Linked DNA regions of Homo sapiens: all the other regions are linked to region 3. Evidence: chromatin loops called from intact Hi-C (ENCODE). Cell type or tissue: Caco-2. All regions are shown on one strand.

Region 1 (2,500 bases), 230 kb after region 3:
GATTGCTTGAGCCCGGGAGTGCAAGGCTGCACTGAGCTGTGATCGCGCCTCTGCACTCCAGCCTGGGTGACAGAGCAAGACCTTGTCTCTAAAAAGAGAAAAGAATAACCTGGTAAGACAGCATCTTCACACACTCTGGTATTTATCTGTACAACACATCTGAACAAACAGGGGCTGAAGATGAAGAGGTCCGAGCAAGACTGCTCCAGTCAGGGTCCTTTCATCTGGGAGAAAGTGAAATCCCTTCAAACCAGTTTGAATAACAGGAAGTGGGGAGGTGGTTACTGCAAGGCCACAGTGCTCAGAAGGTGCAGGGGTGGATTCAGATCGAGGCCACCTCTTTCTCACGTAATCTCTAGGGACTTCTCTTCTTCTTTCCACACATCTGCTCACCCACCTTTGTCCTGCAGCAGGCTTTCCCTTAAATTCCTCTCACATATGGCCCAGAGTAGCCCGTGGATTTTTTATTTACTCTCCATGACTCACTGGAAACTTGTCTGTGTCTTTTAATTCAAATTCCTACAAGAAAATACAAACAGGTCACACAATACATAGGTCATTGTGAACGGGCTACTCTTCTCTGTGAGGTAGGATCAGAGGGAAGACAAGATCATGCAACTCAGTAGAGGCAATGTGCCACAGCAGATTAAAAAGGCTGTGGGCAGGTACCCCAATACATGTATGTTTAATGGGAAAAAATGTTCAAGTATAGTTTATCCTTAAAAAAAAAAAAAAAAGGCATCTCCTTGTTCCTCCTCATCCAGACTTCTCCAAATCAGCCTCCACTATCTCCACTTCCTGAACTCACATTTGCTCACCCCACTGCAGTCTGGCTTCTGCCTTCTTTTCCCCCACCCCAATAGTGCCCTAAGTCTGCACTATCAGAAGTCACCTGTGATTTCACAAGTCACTAAATACCAAAAACACTAACGTCAGTGTCTCTGTGGCTCCAATTCTGCCTTGTGTCAATAAGTACAGGGAATCTAGTTTCTCCACCAATATGCCCAAACAAATCCAATCACATCAAATATATCAGTTTGAATGAGGTAGTAATAAGGTGAGATTACACAATGAACATAATTTCATTTGACAAATTCTTTCCTCTGACATTTGCCTTTACTCAGTTTGTTCCTCTCCATATTCACCAAGGACAGCTCCTAGCCCCTCTGAAAGCTTGAAGCCAGCTGATCCCCAGAATCAAGGTTCAGTATTCTCCAACTTGAATGGTGATCTCACAAGAGGGAGTTCTCATCCCATACTCCTACTAGTGGAGAAGTGTCACCTTGCGGTTTCTTCCTGCACCATCTGCCAGATATGCGTGACTGTCCACTGTCCAATCATCTGAAGGTTCCTGTAGGCTGGGGGCTATCGTCCCATGAACAAGGTGAACAGAGATCCCCAGGAGCCAGCTTAGGCTCCAGTCCCACTGAGATCTAGGCGCAGGCTGATTCCCACAGAGGTCAGCTATGAGTTAAGTACAGCTCATAACTTCTTGGAGAATTCAGAGTCCAACCGTATTTAGGGAAGACTATTTATTCTCCTATTACGGTTTAGATTTGTTTTCTGGTAATAACAGGTATCCCTCAGTTAATGGCAACTCCTCTCTCCAGTGCTTGGGCCAGGTGCTTTCTCTCACAGTTCATACCCAATATATCAGCAAATTCTGTTGGCTGTACCTTTAGTATATATCCAGAACCCAACCACTTTTCACTACATCCATTACTACCATCCCATCCATCAAGGCCATTCCAGTCACAGATAACCCAGATTAGCACAACCGCTTCCTTGTCTGCCTCAGCCCTCCCCCCTCACACTAGCCAGAGGATCGTTTTAAAATGGAAGTCAGAGTATATGACTCCTCTCTTCAAAACCTCAGGTGGCTTCCCATCTCACTCAAAAGCCCTATGGCTTTTGCTTACAGTCCTTGTAATAGTCCACAAGGTCCTACATCTGTGCTTCCACGCCCCTGACTTCATATAAAGCTCTTCCATCTTTACTCCATTCTAGCCACACTGGCCATCTTGGAAAATACTAGCAATGGCTAATATTTTTTGAGCACTTACTCTGTGCCATGTACTTCTTTAAATTTACTTAATCCTTCAGAACTGAGACTCTGAGAGGTTATACAACTTGCTCAAGGTTACACAACTGGTAAGCAGCAAAACTGAGGATGAAACCCAGAGTATGGCTGCAAAGCCACAGTCTCAGCCATATATATAGTATAGCTATATACTGCCTTTAATACGTATTTTTATTAGAGCTACTTTCTAAATATTTGTCATTTTTTCCCTTGATCTGAGAATATTTTTTAAAATTCCAGGTAATTAGATATTTCATTTTAATTCATTTTTAATTTTGTAATTTGAGATTCTTTTGGCTTGATAGCCAATTTCCATACGACTCAGTTTCTTGACAAGGTGTATTGTTTCAAAATTACAATATTTAACATCTCTATTAGATCTACCTTATTTTAATCCCTTATATACTTTGATATGTGACT
Region 2 (2,500 bases), 200 kb before region 3:
GTGCAATCTCAGCTCACTGCAAGCTCCACCTCCTGCATCCGACCTATTTTTATACTTGTTTCATTTTGCACTGGGATCCACAAATCATGTAACCAGCCCTGCATGGGGGAGCAGGATGAGAGTCAGCTGGAGCTCTAAGGAGGCGCTGAGATGGTCAAGCAGAGGAGCAGCAAGAGGGGTTCCCTCAGGATCAGCAGGAACCCAACTCAAAGGGAAGAAAGGGACACACATCAAAGAAAGATTGGTGTCTTTGCAGTACTTTTCCCTGCTCTACAGTCATGCCCTGGAACTGTGGCGTACTGCATGGTGACCGTCTCCCTCAGTCCATGGAAAGTTACTTTTATTTATTTATTCTGAGATTTATCCACCCCTTAGCATCTTACATAGTACCCTGTAATTGTATTTCACAATAGATATAGTAAACACGATTGTTATATTTTTAAAATTAGAAAGGGAAGACGCCCTGTAGATTTCCAGGGCCCTTATTTGTAGAGTCATCCAAGTTCTAGGTTTACCTTTAGGTTCTCCTTTAGAAGAAATAATCTTACAGGTATTCTCTGTTTTTTCAGTGCCGTGTTGTTCAGCATAACCAAGCATAGAATGATGTGACCTAATTCGTATTTATCACAGAGTATCCTTCCCTGTCTTTTTAATATCAAAATCTTAATGCTGAGTTTCACAAATATATAAACTACTATCTGTTCTTCACAGACAACTGAATGAAAGATATGTTACAATAATGCCATCTGAATTTATATAGTACTCTGCTGTGTTAAGGTATGGCAGCATTTCTTATAATGTTCTATTTAACAAGGAGGTTAAACAGGTTCCTATGAGTCAGACAAATGAAGTGAAATAGGCATCATAATGTAGGAATAGTGTGGGCTTTGGAATTACATGCTTTGGAGTGAGAACTAGATTTGAATATTGTCGTACCAGACCCCTATTCACTTCAGTAGAGATGGCACCAGGTTCAAGAGGCTGAAGGAGAGACTCAAGAGTCAGCAAATGAGACATAGGGTTTATTGAGAAGAACTTACATGCAGAGTGTTCCAGTGGTGGCAGGCTGGACAGGAGCACGGAGACCACCTTCAGAAAGCATGCAATTTATGTACCATTTTCACTTACCCTTCACCTGGAAACCTTCACTTAACCCAAAACAAAGGGTCTGACTCCCCAGGACAGCCCACATTCCATGGGACAGGCCGTGGGCTCAGATGTTCCTCATAGATAAGGAATGAATCTCTGGTTGGCCACTCCTGGATTCCTTAGCTTGGAACTCTGAACACGCATTCCTCTTAAACCATAGGGTAACTCTCAGGGTGTTGCTCAAGCTAAGCTGTTGCTAGCAGGTATGTTTGCCATACAGTAAAAAGTTGGCTACTTCCGTGTAACTTTTGACACCATTGAAATCTATGAGCTTTTGTTTTCTCCTCTGTAAAGTGGAATAAAATGAGATGTGTGTGAATTTGTGTGTGTGTGTGTATGTGTGTGTAATATAGTCTGCTCCAAGCTTTGCCATGAAGTAGACACTCAGTAAATGTTCATTTCCCTTGTCTTTCTCTTTTAAAATAAATCACTCGCCTGATTTACCTGTCCTGCTAGACTGAGGGCTTCCTGTTGGAAAGAACCGTGCTTTGTTTATCCTTGCCCCAGCAGAGACTCTGAGCTTATAGTTTTTTCAGTAAAGCTGCATTTAAAAAACAATTTTGAGCTTAACTTTTAAAATATTTTTCATGAAGGTGTTTATTTCTGGCTTGGTGCATTCTTCCCAGAGGGAGCATCACTCTCCTCCCTTGCTCTCTTGGAGGTTTTATCTTGTATCTTCCTGTTTTGGAAGGGCTTTCTGATGCCAGCCCAGTGAGCTCATGCAGCGCTAAGTGGAGAAGGCCAGGCCGCATGGTCCTCCTTGACCTGAGAAAATCTAAGGCCCCCTTCCCCTGTGTGCTTGCACCACACGTGCAGTCAGACATCACAGCAGCCACTCTGGCTTCCTGCCCATGAAATAAATGCTCTCAGTCTGACATTGCTCAGTCTGACAAGAGACATATTTGACAGGAGCAGGTTGGATGGAGAGGGTTTTGAAGAGGCCAAGCAGTGGAGGTGAAAGGCAGGAGGCAGGAGGTGCTCACACCATGGAGTCACAAGGGTGGGGCAGCCTCCTCACTCATCCCCAAGTGGCATGTCAGTACTTAGTTGGCACATGCCATCAAAAACAATGAGCTGCAAGAGTAGAAATGTCTTTCAAATTTCATGTCCTGTGGGCTATGATAGGTGTCATATGGTGTCATGCCAGATCCCTATTGACTCCAGCAGGGATAGTACCATGTCCAGAGGCCAAAGAAGAGACCTGAAGCCAGCCAACGAGACATAGGGTTTATTGGGGGGACTTACATATGGGGCAGTCCAGTGATAGCAGACTACACAGGAAGACCACTACTGTTTATAAAAAGCATGCAGTTATATAGCATTTTTACTTAGCACCCTCCACCTGGCAACC
Region 3 (2,500 bases):
CACGCAAGTCTTTATCTTATAATAAAATGATCCTATAAGTCACTATAATAACAATTGACTACTTTGTATATGCAAGTTTATCCTAGGGACTCTAAAAATAGAACTTGTAGGATTTAAATCTAAAGTAAAGATTTTATGGGCATGATCTATTAGATCCTCCAGCTGATCCATTTATTTGCTTCCAGTATGAACTGATAACTTGCTTATGTTTTCTTCAAAAAGTGAGACCATTCTTCCCATAGTTTTTCTATCACCAGCCATACACTGGTGGTCTTTAGAGTTTTTCAGATCCATAAAAGGATTGAAAAAGTATAAGAATCACCGCTCTAAAACATCCTTATGAAAAGACATACATAAGTATGAAATCACAAAAATCACAATGTGTTTCCAAACAAATCCAACATTCTTTTATGGCCAGTAGCAGCAAACAGGTTTTGTGGAACTGACATAAAATCTAATTTAGCCATTATTACAACATTACCAGCAGCTCAGAGCACTAAGTCACCTCAATAACCCAGTACTGCTCTGCCCATATTATCTATGGCTTTAATTAAAAGTGTTTAGAAATGGTTTTAGTACTGACTTTGTTCAGAATATGTGGCTGAATTCTAAATTTAAAAATAAGTCTTCCAGTAGGCCCACAAGTGATCAGAATTGGGTACCAAAAGTTGTACATTTAAACACTTTTATTAAAATGTTTATACATGTACATAAAATATTTTATTGTGATACAAAACTCTGTACAAAGTGTACTAACAACTGACATGATTATAAATGAATCCCCAAAACAATGGTGCCTAAATTTGAACACTAAGGAGAAAAAAGGAGGAAGAAATACTTGAGACAACTTTACCATGGCATAGCAATATTTCCTGCTGTCAAAATTAATAAAATATTTTGCACAAGGGTGTTACAATTAATTTTATCAGGCTAACAATGTCATAAGTGAGGAACCCTTTCAACTGTAGAGAGCACTGTGGAAATATAGATGTGGTAGAACAATCTATATCACCCTGCAGTTGTTTCTGTGTTTCTATGACTAGCTTTGTTTGAGATTGTATAAAGCGGTCTTCACACCCCGGTGAATAAGATTGGTGGATGCAGTTCCCTGCCCTGCCGCAGAAGGGACCTCCAAACACAGTTTAAATCTGACTCTCCGGGAGTTGTGTTTTGACACTTTCACAACAGTGTGAACTTGTGCCACAAGCAAGACAGATCTTATTGGATTAACACTGAACTCGTGACAGCTCCAGAGAGTAATGCTATCTGTGCGGCTTAAGAACAAACGTGTTTCTTTCATCCACCCTGCTCATTCTCTTCCTGCAGTTACTCCTAGCAAATCCTCCCCGCCCTCACCTCTAGGAATTCCTCTACACCCAGAGAAAGGAGTTTCTTTCCTCACTGCGGAAACCTATCACCGCTTCCTTTCCACAGATGGACTCCAAGGGGCACTCACTCGTGTGCCCACTAAGGGATTTCTCTCCTAATTCCACGCCTTCCAAGGGAAGTCAGAACTGCTCAGTTTCCCCCGGTGACCACATACACGTGTCCAAGTGAAGCCTCGTCTGGGGGAGACTCAGTTCCCACACTTCCCCCTGGCCCCTGTGGAGGCCCTCTGTCTCCCCTGCGTGGCCCTCCGCCTGGCCCCTCGCACTCACCAGGAGGAGGTTGTGCGCCACCAGGTACCCGAGCCGCGGGCTGCCCCGGATGCCGGGGGCCAGGCGCCCGGTGGCGTAGCCGTGCCAGGCCACCACGTAGGGGTTGTCGATGGTGATCCAGTACTTGACCTGACCGCCGAAGTGGCGGAAGCAGAGCTCCGCGTAATCCCTGAAGTGGTCGGCCAGGGCGCGGTTGGCCCAGCCGCCGTAGGCGTCCTGCAGGCGCTGGGGCAGGTCCCAGTGGTACAGGGTGACCACGGGCTGCACGCCCAGCTCCCGCAGCCGCTCCAGCAGGCGCCGGTAGTAGCGCAGCCCCTCGCGGTTGGGGACGCCCGCGCTGCCATTGGGGAGCACTCGCGCCCACGAGATGGAGAAGCGGTAGTGAGTGACCCCGAGCTCGCGCAGCGCCTCCGTGTCGCGGAAGACGTTGTTGTAGCTGTCGCTGGCTACGTCCCCGGTGGCGGGCTGCAGCGGCGACGGGGCGCCCAACGGCAGACTGGCGTTCCGGGAGTCTCCCGGGGGTGCCAGGGGGTGGTGGGTGAACGTATCCCAGATGGACGCACCCTTGCCGTGCTGCTGCCAGCCGCCCTCGGTCTGGTAGGCGGCGCTGCCCACGGCCCAGAGGAAGCCGTCGGGGAAGGTGCCCTGGAAGAGGCCCGCGGCCTCGGGGGCAGGAGGCCGCGAGAAACGGGCCCAGGTCTGCGCGCCGTCGCCCGGCTCCGCACGCAGGCGGCGGCCGCCCAGGCCCAGCAGCACCAGCAGCAGCGACAGCGACGGCGGCGGCGGCCGCGGGCGGCGCGGCGGGGCGCTGGCGGGCATGCTGCGCGGGAGCCAGGCTCCGG

The links. A loop is a pair of places that touch in the nucleus more often than their neighbours do. Peaks named below come from ENCODE experiments on the same cell type or tissue, not always from the same donor. Only the 100,000 strongest peaks of a DNase experiment are listed, where the experiment ranks them.
Region 1: it touches region 3 in a loop (4-fold over the local background); 2 of 110 quality-filtered maps call a loop at or near these places.
Region 2: it touches region 3 in a loop (2.1-fold over the local background); 4 of 110 quality-filtered maps call a loop at or near these places.

Annotation. Positions count from the first base shown.
Region 1 is chr13:32,789,657-32,792,156 of GRCh38, reverse strand. No RefSeq gene overlaps it. Among named protein-coding and RNA genes, the nearest start is that of LINC00423, 120 kb to the left of the region's middle. In Caco-2, a CTCF peak has its summit at 1,259; a DNase peak (open chromatin) is centred at 1,306.
Region 2 is chr13:33,216,978-33,219,477 of GRCh38, reverse strand. The region is part of intron 1 of STARD13 (StAR related lipid transfer domain containing 13); the gene reads left to right. Among named protein-coding and RNA genes, the nearest start is that of STARD13-AS, 59 kb to the left of the region's middle. In Caco-2, no CTCF peak of the experiment used is centred here; DNase peaks (open chromatin) are centred at 1,247 and 1,935; H3K4me3 peaks cover 260 bases.
Region 3 is chr13:33,016,418-33,018,917 of GRCh38, reverse strand. It overlaps KL (klotho), which reads right to left and starts at 2,495. Exons shown (of 5, transcript NM_004795.4): 1 at 1,659-2,495. The coding sequence starts at 2,477. LOC124903151 (translation initiation factor IF-2-like) reads left to right here and starts at 2,465. Exons shown (of 2, transcript XM_047430819.1): 1 at 2,465-2,500. The coding sequence starts at 2,476. RefSeq lists enhancers at 1,470-1,529, 1,738-2,315, 2,316-2,500 and silencers at 1,600-1,699, 2,390-2,459. In Caco-2, no CTCF peak of the experiment used is centred here; a DNase peak (open chromatin) is centred at 1,227; H3K4me3 peaks cover 1,145 bases.